Regions from separate parts of the Homo sapiens genome. Here region 2 is linked to region 1. A link is a contact called in ENCODE Hi-C or POLR2A ChIA-PET data. All regions are on one chromosome and are shown on one strand. The core of a region is the stretch at or near the end of the contact, and the rest is flanking DNA. Distances in the headings are between cores, read along the strand shown.

Region 1 (6,512 bases), core at 2,419-4,918:
CCAAGTGAAGCCCCAATAATTTTAAGAATGAAACAGGGCACTGTTAGTAGTTATTCCGGGACAAGAAGCATTTAACTAAAACTCTCTTGAGCAAACCAGAATATAACACTGTATTGACATGCATTCTTAAAATTCATGTATTTGTTTCAATAGACAGTACATCTGGCTAGGCATGGTGACTCACACCTGTAATATCAACACTTTGGGAGGCTGAGGTGGGAGGATTGCTTGAGCCCAGGAATTCGAGACCAGCCTGGGCAACATGGTGAAACTCTGTCTCTACCAAAAAAACAAAATAAAAATCAACCGGGCATGGAGCACATGCCTATAGTCCCAGTGGGGCTGAGATAGGAGGATGGTTTGAGCCCAGGAGCAAGAGGTTGCAGGGAGCTGAGATCATGCCATTGCATTCCAGCCTGGGAGACAGACCTGGACCCTGTCTCAAAAAAAAAAAAAAAAAAAAAAAGACCATACATATACATTATTAAAAAATCAAAATAATCCATAAAAGGTATATAGAGAAGAGTGTTGCTTTAACTTGTAGGACCATTTGCCCCTTTCTTCCCCTTGCCAGCCTCTATATTCACAATAGGAAACAACTTTTAGTAGTGTTTTCTTACAGTCTTTCCATTTTTCTTTATGTAAAAACAAGCAAATATAAATATTCTTATATGCCCTCTGGAGCTCTTTCCATATCACTGAAGAAGGTGCCTCCTCATTTTGGTAAACATCTCTGTGGTTTTCCGTTGTTTGTTTCACAAACGGGAGATTTAACAAATCTCCCATTTTGAAGTGCTCTTGGGTCACTTCCAGTCTTCTATTACAAAAAGCAGAACTACAGTGAACAACTCTGTGTATATACATAATTTCATGTATGTGTGTATACACATCTGCAGGATAAATTCTTAGAAATACGATTACTGGGTCATAATACAAATAAATGTGTAGTTTACACAAGTTTTGCTTTTTCACCCAATGTATGCTATTTTGTACTCCTATAAGCAATGCATAAAAAGGTCTGCTCCTTGCAGCCTCTCCAACAATGTATGTTTTTGAACCTCTGGAACCTTGTCAATCTGAAAAGTCAGAAAAGTTGTTTAATTGTAATTTAAAATTGCATTCATCTTATTATGAGTTAGACTGAATGTCTTTTTATATAAGTGTTCCTACTGTTTTATAAATGCCTATCTTGGGGTCTGTTTCCCCCATTCCAAATTAAGCATTTTAAGGAAAGGAACTGTGTGTTAGACATCTCATATTTTCCCTAGTATGAGGGTGGGAAATAGAGTATTCAATAAATGTATTTAATGAATAAATAACAGAATCACTGAGATTTACTCTTCTCACAGTTTTTTAGCTGTACTTTAGATCACCTTTTCTAACCTTCCAATCACATTTTTTCTTGGAAAATAGTATTACACATAAGTCTGTCCATAATATAGAATATTTAGATGAAAAAATTTAAAATCACTTATGAAATTAGTTAAAGCAATTATTTACTTATTTCTTTTTAATCATTTCTCATAATGTAGGCTTTTTCAAATATTAGCAATCATATTATGAAATGTTGACACTTTTGAAATTCTCCTTTCTTCACCGAACACTATAGCACTCTTAGTTGTCTCTCTTGCTAAACCACGAATTTCTTGATAGAGGCAGAAGGCCTCATTCTTTTCTCTAACTTCATTTCTAATACAGCATAAATGTTAAATGAGCACTTAACAGGAAGAAGATCTCATGAGAAGAAATTAAACAATTTTCTTAGCTAAGCAAGGCCTATATTTGGAACACTTCCACTTTTATCTCTTCATGTTACTTTTAATTTACAAACCTCTCATTCCTCATTATATACAATGTTAAATTTTTAGCACATATTTCTGGATTGATTTTGTTTTGTGTGTAATTTTCTTATAAACAGTCATTTGTATCACACTGATTGCTTTCTGAAGGCGAACACGCAGCCATCAGTTTTACTGCCAAGACAGGGTGATACACTACAAAGCACAGGGGAAGTCTGTATCAGAATATGTCTTATAAAACCCATAGATAAAGCTGCAAATTGGGGGTGTTTTAGTATTTGAGACTATGAAAGATAAACTAATTTTGTCAAATGGCAGTTGCAACCATTCATCCTGCAGAAAGGTCACATGTTTCTGATGAAGTGGAATCTTGGCTTAAGGCAGGAGAAGACTGAATGAGAACCTCTAATTACCCAAGCACCTGGATAGTTTTTTACTCAAGGAGAGTCTTCCAATCTTGAGGTTACAATATTTTCTAAAGTGAAACTCTCCAAACAAAATATCATCTTTTCCTGCTGTTTAAATAATTCCAGCCCTCTCAGGAAATTTTTCAGGTTGGTATGAAGAGACTCAATGGTTTCCTCTATATTGATGTGATCCGTGTGAAAATCTTTTACAGTGAATGTTCTGATATCCAATTTAATTTTGCTATTATCTGTGTGATTTTCTTTTTTGCCTCTGATTCCTAAATTTCAAACCATATTTGTATCTACAAGTGATGCAAATGTATTCTTCTCCAGTGGATCAGGGCTTCAATCTGTTATTTATACGGCCTCTACATCCATCCAGTACCTGCTTATGTATTGTGTTCAGTTGAGGTCAGAGTCCATGTACTGACCATAAGGCTTTTATGAAAATGATGCTGATAGTGATGAAAAGGAAAGTGATGATGAAAACAGAAATAAACATATGTAAATGCCACATAAAATAATGATATGGTGGTTCCATAAACAATGATAGCAATACTGGTGGTGGTGGTTTAGAACACTGCTCGGCAAATAGAGAGTATTTGACAATGATTAAATCAATGAATAAATGATAGGGGAGATAGTGAGGGTAGTGGTGATGGAGATTGTTGTGGAGACGGAGATAGTCAAAGCAGAAGTGACGGCACTGCTGATCTTTCTCATATTGTGGTAAGGTTAATAATGGAAAAACACCTTTGCAGGGACATGGTAGGAGCTGGAGGTCATTATCCTCAGCAAATTAATACAGGAAAAGAAAACCAAATACTGCATGTTCTCAATTATAAGTGGGAGCTAAATGTTGAGAATACATGGACACATAGAGGAGAACAACACTCACTGGGGACTTTTGGAGGGTGGAGAGTGGGAAGAGGCAGAGGATCAGAAAAAGTAACTAATGGGTACTAGGCTTAATACCTGGGTGATAAAATAATATGTACAATGAACCCCTATGACATAGGTTTACCTATGTAACAAACCTGTACATGTACCGCACATGTATTAAACATGCACATGTACCTCACATGTATTAAAATGAAAGTATTACACATTAGTAAAAAAAAATGGACACACATATTATTTACTCCTTTCTGGTCATTTGGCTGTTCTTACCAGAAGGGAGTAGAGATGAAGCTGATTGGGAAGTCTTTTTGCAAAGTAATTTTTAAGAACATTCAACTCGTTTTTGGAGTGATCAAGGTGTTGTTCTCCATGTATACACAAGGATATACGAGTTGGATTTGTTCTCTTTTTATAAAAGGCTATGTGGGACTTGCAAAACTTCTAGTGGCCCAGAGGAGGCAATGCCCCTGGGATTAAACTGTAAAGTCCACAGCGAGGGTTGCAGACTTGAGAAAAGTCATTTGAGACATAGAGCTGCTCTGCTGCACTTCCTTTTGCACAACTGCTTGCCCCAGAGAGGTCCTTGCTGAAAGCTTTACACACTTAGCAACTCCAGGGAACATGTAGCAAGGATCCCCTGGGAGGCCCGCATTTCCAGGAACATGAAATATAAGTAGGGGAGTATCTTGGGGTAGAAAGGATGCCGAGGAGAATGCTATAAGTTCTAATGTCATCAAAACCATCAGGTAATGGGCAGGAGTGGGGCCGAAAAGATGAGAGTAGCCAAAGAAGACAACTAGATGAAGGCTTTGGACCTTCCTGAATGAGGCTTATTAGGGTGTGGGAGGAAAACTCAAGTGACATAGGTGTTGATTCCCCTCAAAACCCATAACCATTTTCCAATTTAGGGAAACATACATTATCTGTGTTGTAAGAGTCTTAGGAAACAAATGCTCAAGGCTCTTCTCTTTTGAAGAGGAAGCTGAGGTTGAGTAAAAAGTTGCTCAACCTAATGCTTAGTGGCAACCAAATCGCTGACTTCGGAGGAGGCTTTTCCTATTATACCATAGGACCTCTGGCTTCTTTGCTTCTTCTTGACTTCACGGTTTTCCTTTTCGAGAATTCCTAGCACATACCCTTCGGGGATTATTTTTTCACCCAGCACAGTGTATCTGCTGGGTGAATTATCATCAGGCACCACGGGCCTAGGATATTATAGTTTTTGGAGATTCTGCATTTCTTTTATATTCCATTTTTTCTTCTTCTAGTTTTTATCAGGATAGTCTAAACACTTCAGAGGGGCTTCCTGAAAGAAGCTTCAACAGTCACTTTTGGGAGGTGACTTTTCTCCCTTCTCCAATGTTGTTGGTTATTTTCTCATTGGAAAGTACAGAGGGCTAGCAGTAGGAATTTTCTAGCTCTCCTGTTATTGGATGGTGGAATAGGGGAGAAAATCACTGAGTCACTGGAGCATAATATTATAACATAGAAAGGGATTAAAATGGGATCAGGAGCCTTGATTTCTAGTCCCACACCTGCTACCAACAGACTATGATATGGGGCCAACCATTTCTGCTTTTGGGGCTTCAGTTCCTCTAGTGTAAAGTGAGGAACATTGATTAGATAATGTCTCAAGTTCCTTTTAAGTGCTCAGATTTTACGAATAGAGGAAGAAGCTTGAAGTAATTTATATTCTATGTTTATCGCTTGTTCCTAGGAATCATGGATCACGTCAGTCATAACTGGACTCAGAGTTTTATCCTTGCTGGTTTCACCACCACTGGGACCCTACAACCTCTTGCCTTCTTGGGGACCCTATGCATCTATCTCCTCACACTTGCAGGGAACATTCTCATCATTGTCCTGGTACAGTTAGATTCTGGACTGTTCACGCCCATGTACTTATTTATCAGTGTCCTCTCCTTTGTAGAGGTGTGGTATGTCAGCACCACAGTGCCCATGCTGCTGCACACCTTGCTCCAAGGGTGTTCACCCGTCTCATCAGCTGTATGCTTTATTCAGCTATGTCTTTCATTCCTTAGGGATGACTGAGTGCTACCTGCTGGGTGTCATGGCACTGGATAGCTACCTTATCATCTGCCACCCACTCCACTACCACGCACTCATGAGCAGACAGGTACAGTTACGACTAGCTGGGGCCAGTTGGGTGGCTGGCTTCTCAGCTGCACTTGTGCCAGCCACCCTCACTGCCACTCTGCCCTTCTGCTTGAAAGAGGTGGCCCATTACTTTTGTGACTTGGCACCACTAATGCGGTTGGCATGTGTGGACACAAGCTGGCATGCTAGGGCCCATGGCACAGTGATTGGTGTGGCCACTGGTTGCAACTTTGTGCTCATTTTGGGACTCTATGGAGGTATCCTGAATGCTGTGCTGAAGCTACCCTCAGCTGCCAGTAGTGCCAAGGCCTTCTCTACCTGTTCCTCCCACGTAACTGTGGTGGCACTATTCTATGCTTCTGCCTTCACAGTATATGTGGGCTCACCTGGGAGTCGACCTGAGAGCACAGACAAGCTTGTTGCCTTGGTTTATGCCCTTATTACCCCTTTCCTCAATCCTATCATCTATAGCCTTCGCAACAAGGAGGTGAAGAAGGCTTTAAGGAGAGTCATGGCTGGGCGCGGTGGCTCACGCCTGTAATCCCAGCACTCTGGGAGGCCGAGGCGGGTGGATCACGAGGTCAGGAGATCGAGACCACGGTGAAACCCCATCTCTACTAAAAATACAAAAAAAATTAGCCAGGCTCGGTGGCGGGTGCCTGTAGTCCCAGCTACTCGGGAGGCTGAGGCAGGAGAATGGCGTGAACCCGGGAGGCGGAGCTTGCAGTGAGTCGAGATCGCACCACTGCACTCCAGCCTGGGCGACAGAGCAAGACTCCGTCTTAAAAAAAAAAAAAAAAAAAAAAAAAAAAAAAAAAGGCAGTCATTGACAGGATCAGAATTATTTTAAGGGAAGCTCAATGATCTAATTTGTCATAGCCCAGCTTGTTGGTAATTGTGAGAATCAGCTGGTTGGCTTGTCAATCATGTGGTCAGAGTCAAAGAAAATACCAGTAAAGAAATAAAAACGATCAGTAGTCAAACATGCTGCACACACCCATGCCTGAATTGGTGAAAGCTGGAAGATGTAAAGAGAAAGGGGTTATGGTCTCTGATTTCCCCATTCTAATGGGAAAGAAATGCAACAAAGGGAGGAAAAACAGGGATGCAAGAACAAGTGGTTAAGCTGCATTTATGACTTAGAGAGACAGTGCAATACAGAAAGAAAGAAGATAAATTAAAGCTAGGAGTGGCAGATTTAGTCAAGATAAGATTCTTGGAGAAAGGTTAAGAAGGTGGAAAACTAGGTTGGCAAAAAGGAGTCTAAAATGTTAACTTGTATAAAGTT
Region 2 (6,512 bases), core at 2,186-4,685, 170 kb before region 1:
TCCTTTCACCATATAAAAAATCTACTCAATATAAAGTTAAAAAAAACTTATATATGTAAAACCTAAAACTGTAAATGCCCTAGAAGAAATCTAGGAAATACTATTCTGGACATTAGCCTTGGCAAAGACTTCATGACAAAGACTCCAAAAGCAAATGTAGCAACAACAACAAAAATTGACAAGTGAGATCTAATTAAAGATCTTCTGTACAGCAAATTAGACTATCAACAGAATAAAAAGATAGTCTACAGAATGGGAGAAAGTATTTGCAAACTATGATTTCTGAGAAAGGTCTAATATCTAGACTCTATAAGGAACTTAAATCAACAAGCAAAAACCAAACAGTTTCATTAAAAATGGTTAAAAGCCATGAATAGATCTTTCTCAAAAGAGGATCCATGCAACTAACAAGCATGTGAAAAATGCTCAATATCACTAATCATTAGAGAAATGCAAATCAAAACTACAGGGAGATACCAGCTCACACCAGTCAGAATAGCTGCTATTAAAAAGTCAAAAAATAACTGATGCTGGTGAGGTTGTAGAGAAAAGGGAACATTTATACATTGAGGGTGGAAATGCCAATTATATGCCATATTTTTTTATATGGTGAAAGGAAGAGGTCCAGTTTTAATTTTCTTCATACAGCTAGCCAGTGATCCTGATGCTATTTGCTGAATACTTCAGCGACTGTTGAAAACAGTTTGGAGATTTCTCAAATAACTTAAAACAGAACTAACATTTGACCCAGCAATCCCATTACTGGTATATACCCAAAGGAATATAAATTGTTCTACTAAAAGATACGTGCTTGTATATGGTTTCTTTGTTTGTTTGTTTATTTATTTCTTTATCTTTTGATTCAGAGTCTCGCTCTTGTCCCCCAGGCTGGAGTGCAATGGCACAATCTTGGCTTACTGCAACCACTGCCTCCCAGGTTCAAGCGATTCTCCTGCCCCAGGCTCCCAAGTAGCTGAGACTACAGGTGCCTGCCACCACAAAAGGCTAAGTTTTTGTATTTTTAGTAGAGACAGGGTTTCACCATGTTGGCCAGGCTGGTCTCGAACTCCTGACCTCAGATGATCCACCCACCTCAGCCTCCCAAAGTACATGTGTATGCTTATTGCACTTTTCATAATAGTAATGACATGGAATCAATCTAGATGGCCATTAACAGTGGTTTAGATAAAGCAAATGTGGTACGTATACAACATGGTACACTACGGAGCCATAAAAATACAAAATCATTACTGGGGGAACCTGACTCCAATATTTCAATGTAGGTTCTTTCTATTTTCCACAAGTGTCAGCCAGCTGAGAAATAAAGACAGTACAAAGAGGAATTTTACAGCTGGGCCACGAGGGGTGACTTCATGTATCGGTAGGACCATGATGCCCGCCTGAGTCTCAGACCAGCAAGTTTTTGTTAAGGGTTTCAAAAGGGAGGGGGTGTAAGAACAGGGAGTAGGTACAAAGATAACATGCTTTAAAGGGCAAAAAGCAGAACCACTAGTAAAGGTCTAACAAAGATCACATACTTCTGAGGGAACGGGACAAAGGGTAAAAGCAGAACCACTGATAAGCGTCTATGTTCAGCGGTGCATGTATTGTCTTGATAAACATCTTAAACAACAGAACACAGGGTTCGAGAGCAGAGAACCGGTCTGACCACAAATTTACCAGGGCAGAGTTTCCCCAACCCTAGTAAGCCTGAGGGTTCTGCAGGAGACCAGGGTGTATCTCAGTCCTTATCTCAACTGCACAAGTCAGACATTCCCAGAGCAGCCATTTATAGATCTCTCCCCAGGAACGCATTCCATTCCCAGGGTATTAATATTAACATTCCTTGCTAGGAAAAGAATTTAGCAATATCTTTCCTACTTGCACATCCATTTATAGGCTGTCTGCAAGAAGAAAAATACGGCTCGTTTTGCCCAAACCCGCAGGCAGTCAGAGCTTACGGTTGTCTTCCCTAAAAATCGCTACTATTCTGTTCTTTTTCAAGATGCACTGATTTCATATTTTTCAAACTCACATGTTTTACAATCAATCTGTACAGTTAACAATTATCACAGTGGTCCTGAGATAAGATACATCCTCAGCTTATGAAGATAACAGGATTAAAAGATTTAAGTAAGGACAAGCATAAGAAATTATAAAAGTATTATTTGGGAACTGATAAATGTCCACAAAATCTTCACAATTTATGTTCCTCTGCTGTGGCTCCAGCCAGTCCCTCCATTTGGGGTCCCTGACTTCCTGCAACAAATCATGTCCTTTGCAGGAACATAGATGCAGCTGCAAGGCATTATCTGAAGCAAAATAACACAGGAACAGAAAACCAAATACCACTTGTTCTTACTAATAAGTAGGAGCTAAACATTGAGTACACAAGGACACAAAAAGAAGCACAATAGACACTGGTGGTTTACTTAAAGGTCGAGGGTGGGAGGAGGGTGAAGACTGAAAAACTACCTATCAGGTACTGTGCTTACTACCTAGGTGACAAAATCATTTGTATGCCAATCCCAGCAACATGTAATGTATTGATGTAACAAACCTGCACATGTAGCCCCTAAATCTAAAATAAAAGTTGGAAGAAAAAAATATGAATACCATATGACCCAAGATTTATTCTTCTTGGTATTTATGCAAAATAATTAAAATAGGAGTTGAAGAGATATTACTAGCGCTCCCATGTACATTACAGTATTATTCAAAATAGACAAGATGTGAAAACTACCTAAATGTCCCAGTTTTGAATGAATAGATAAGAAAATGTGGTGTGTATATATAATGGAATGTTATTCTTTCTTAATGAAGGAAATTCTGCAATAGTTACAGCATGAATGAAATTCTGCAATAGTTACAGCATGAATAAAACTTGAGGGCATTATGCTAAGTGTAATAAGCCACTCATAAGAGAATAAATACTGCATGAGTCCACTTATGTAGAGTATCTATAATAGCCAAACTTACAGGAGCAGAAAATAAAATGGTGGTTAGCTGGGGCTGGAGGAAGGGGGAAATGGAAGCTGCTATTCGATGGGTATACAACTTCAGATATGCCAGATGAATAAGCTCTGTAGATCTGCTGCACAACACTGTGCTTATAGTTCCTAATACTGTATTGTAAACTTGAAATTTGTTAAGTGGTTGATCTCACGTGCTCTTATCATCATAAAATTCTAATACATGCCTCACTATGTGGTTTTAGAGAAATAATGTTGCTAACAGTGTTGGATTTGCCTCTTCCAATCATAATCATTTGCTAATACACTAGAGATCCTCTCAGAGCTATTTCACTGCCTCTTGCAGAGAACCACTTGGTACAAACTGATCTCTAAGATGTCTATGAGGGTAGGTTAGATCTCTGTGAGCTGTTCTGTCTTTCTCTTTGGTTCACACATTTCAAAGTTAGGGGAAGCCCCAGATTCTCACCTACTTGTGGTCCCAAGTAGGAGCTCTGATGTGTAGTAAGATATAAAAATATAAGATAGAGTGGGGTCAAGGCATTAGAGGTTGACGCTGTTTAAATTAAAACACAGTGAACAGGCTAATTCTTTCGGGTGGAAGATAATTTCTTTCCTATCTCATTTACAGACATGACTGTCCTTAGAAGTTAAAATTTCAGGGAGAAATCAGCAAACACATTAGACAAAGCACCTAAATGACCCATTCTCTAACTGTTAATTACCATCATCTACATACTCAAGAGTGGTCCATTATACCTAGTTTATGTAAAGTAATATGAATATTATGTATTTGAGTAGCTCAGAATACCAATATCATTTGCATATAAAGCAGTTATTTTCTCAGTGTCCATAAGTCAAATTTGAATTTGGAGGATGTTTTAGCAGTTTGTGACATCTTCTCAAGATGAAATCTGTTTCCTAACTAGCTGAATGATGTGATTTTGACCACTTCACTCAATCTCTGAATTTCAGTTTTTTCACTGCACATGAGGAAAAAATTCGGTGGCTTCAAAACATCCTTCAAAATTTGATTTTCCCAAGTGAACCAAATTATCATATATATATATATATATATATATATGTATAGACACACACACACATATGAATATTAGCAATGATATTTGGCAATAAAGAATGTCTGAAAAAACTTATTCATGGTATCTGAATCTATCATACTTTCTTACCTTTATGTCTGATAAAAGACATAATCGGAAAGGTGCAGGGCAAGAGGAAAAAAAAACTACATTTATTCCTTGGATTGTTGGTCCAAACCATAAAGGCAGAACTTTAATGCCTCTTTTCCTTAGATTAATTGGGCATATATAGCTTCAGATCACCACAGTTCTCTGATGAGTACAGAAGATTGCTATTTTGCATTTATCTACTTTTTCATAATTTTAAGGGTGAGAGTGAGGCTCTTTTCAGCTTTCTCCATCTTAGGTGGAATCCGTCTTATTCATTGTTTAATTTGCATCTTATCCCTGTTCTCCTAACATTAGCACACCTAACCCAAGCCAGAACAACAGACCTGGATGTTAAATCAAGGACTATATAAGACCACCTAAGTGTCACTTCGAAAGTAAATTTGCTTTCTGTGCCCTTTTTTCTTTATATATGGAGAGTAAAAAGGAGAAAACTGTCAACCTTCTAGAGCTACGGTGAAGATTAAATGACACAAAATAATTACACCAGGTGCCAAATATATGATCCATAAATACATTGTAAGTTTTAGATACTGACTTTCTGCCATTCTACTCTAAAATAAATTAATTATTCTTCAGTTTGCCTAAGTTAACTGTCTGCCTGGGCAACTTTCTGATGGATTCATATAGTGGAATGTGAGAAGAGGGAATATGGTGGGAGAGCTCCTGAGGAGCTGTTGGTGCTGAAGGAAATGTATAGAACCAGATAATTTACATCAAACAGGGCCAGGAATTCCTCTAACATAGGCAAGTGCCTTCATGCACATCACCAGAAAGTGCCTGGTTTGGCAAGAAAATTACCCAATTATTCCCCCTCCAGGAGTCCAATTCTGAAAAGATATCTCTAGTTTTGGCTAGAGCAACTCCTTCCCAGGACACAGTGCTTGCAACAGAATCACAGGCTGGATTTCACCCCTACCTGCCCCTTGGTCTGGATTCTTTGGGCAGGGCACAGTCAGTTCAGTCTTAACCAGGGCCTATTCCTTAAAGATCCCATCCAAACTATAAATCTGTGTGCCCCACCCTGACTTGCAGGCCACAGTTTATTTGCTTTTACATAACTCACAGATAGATTAAAGAAACTCCTATGGAAGCACTCTTTAAGAAAAAAAAGTTTATTTTTTTTCAAATTATGAAAATTCTGAATGCAAAATATGATATGAAGAAAATGCATAAAAGTAAAACTAATGAAATAAAATGCACCCTTAATACTCCATTTCCTAGAATTAATAGCTGGTATATATATATATATATATATATATATATATATATATATATATATATAGTATTTCAACCAGATATATATACATATATTATTTTCTGTGCTTTGATCTTATCTTCATAAACATCATTACCAATGGCATCAGGTTTTTAGGTGGAGGACTTCAGGCAAAATTTCCACACTTGAGTAAAGATTGAACAGTAGTTATTTGATATCCTTGTCCTTGGTGACCTTGAAGCATAAAGAGATAAAAATAAACCCGTTGAGATGCAGGGAGTCATACATTTCTTTCTTCAATCACACTGCCTCTCCTCCCTGTGAGCCACATCTCTTCTTCTATTTCCATCTGAAGCACTCTTTTCTCATTCTCATCTATCTCCTTTAATGAATCCTGTCCTTGGAGTCACATCTTCCCCCTCTGTTGGGACCATGAAATGCGATATTCACTCCTACCCAGCATGAGCCCACGTGAAAGGGCAGGAGATGTCAGGGAACAATAAGATAGAGAAAGGAGCTGGTGTGTCCAACGACAAGGGCTAAAGGGAAACTTCTCATTGGGCAGAAAGGTAGGAGGAGCGTACAAAATGTATTCCTGGTGCAACTGCTGTCAAGGAAGGCTTGGGACTTTTGACTAATGGCCCTGAGAACTGGAGCAATCAGAAAGCCTTTGCATTTTTGTGTGTCTGAATGTGTTAGCCTTTATTCTGATCTTTTTGCATTCCAATATTAGCCTTTATTTGTTCCAAGAATCCCACATGAATATATGTGACAAACAGCATAAACTTTGTCATGTAGATCCAACCATCTCTGTCTACACAGAGATGTTTCTCACAAAAGACAGCTACCTTTGTGTTCTGATTTGCTTAGGGACATCCTTGGTAATTTAGGACTGTTATGAGGTATGTTGGCCACCCTCAAATTTAACTCCCTCTTCTGTTCATTGTGTACCACAAATAATTGAATGAGCTAATATGTGAAACAATTGGATTATAAAGGATTAATGAAGATAATTATTGAAAAACCCTTAGAATAGTCTGAGTCATTCTGCATACTCAGTAAATGAGAGACATCATTATTTCCATTCTATTAGGTACTTTTAGTCACATCCACTGT

The links. A loop is a pair of places that touch in the nucleus more often than their neighbours do. ChIA-PET counts read pairs that join two places held with the same protein, here RNA polymerase II (POLR2A). Pooled maps may share reads with other maps.
Region 2: a loop to region 1 is called in a map of GM12878, with 2.0 times the contacts of the local background. The contact joins two enhancer-like sites. A Hi-C loop is called at or near these places in 3 of 168 maps with a recorded cell type or tissue (GM11168, GM12878 and mammary epithelial cell), 1 of 37 single-sample maps with no recorded cell type and 14 of 50 pooled maps. POLR2A ChIA-PET finds 5 or more read pairs at or near these places in 1 of 52 experiments (activated naive CD4-positive, alpha-beta T cell).

Annotation. Positions count from the first base shown.
Region 1 is chr1:158,807,652-158,814,163 of GRCh38, reverse strand. It overlaps a transcript of OR6N1 not described here and the pseudogene OR10AA1P. Among named protein-coding and RNA genes, the nearest start is that of MNDA, 20 kb to the left of the region's middle. Within about 2 kb of position 3,668, at least 2 of the 41 ENCODE cell types and tissues checked have a DNase peak (open chromatin) inside an H3K27ac peak, as active enhancers do.
Region 2 is chr1:158,975,819-158,982,330 of GRCh38, reverse strand. PYHIN1 (pyrin and HIN domain family member 1) reads right to left here. Exons shown (of 9, transcript NM_152501.5): 9 at 5,272-5,630. Among named protein-coding and RNA genes, the nearest start is that of PYDC5, 24 kb to the left of the region's middle. Within about 2 kb of position 3,435, at least 2 of the 41 ENCODE cell types and tissues checked have a DNase peak (open chromatin) inside an H3K27ac peak, as active enhancers do.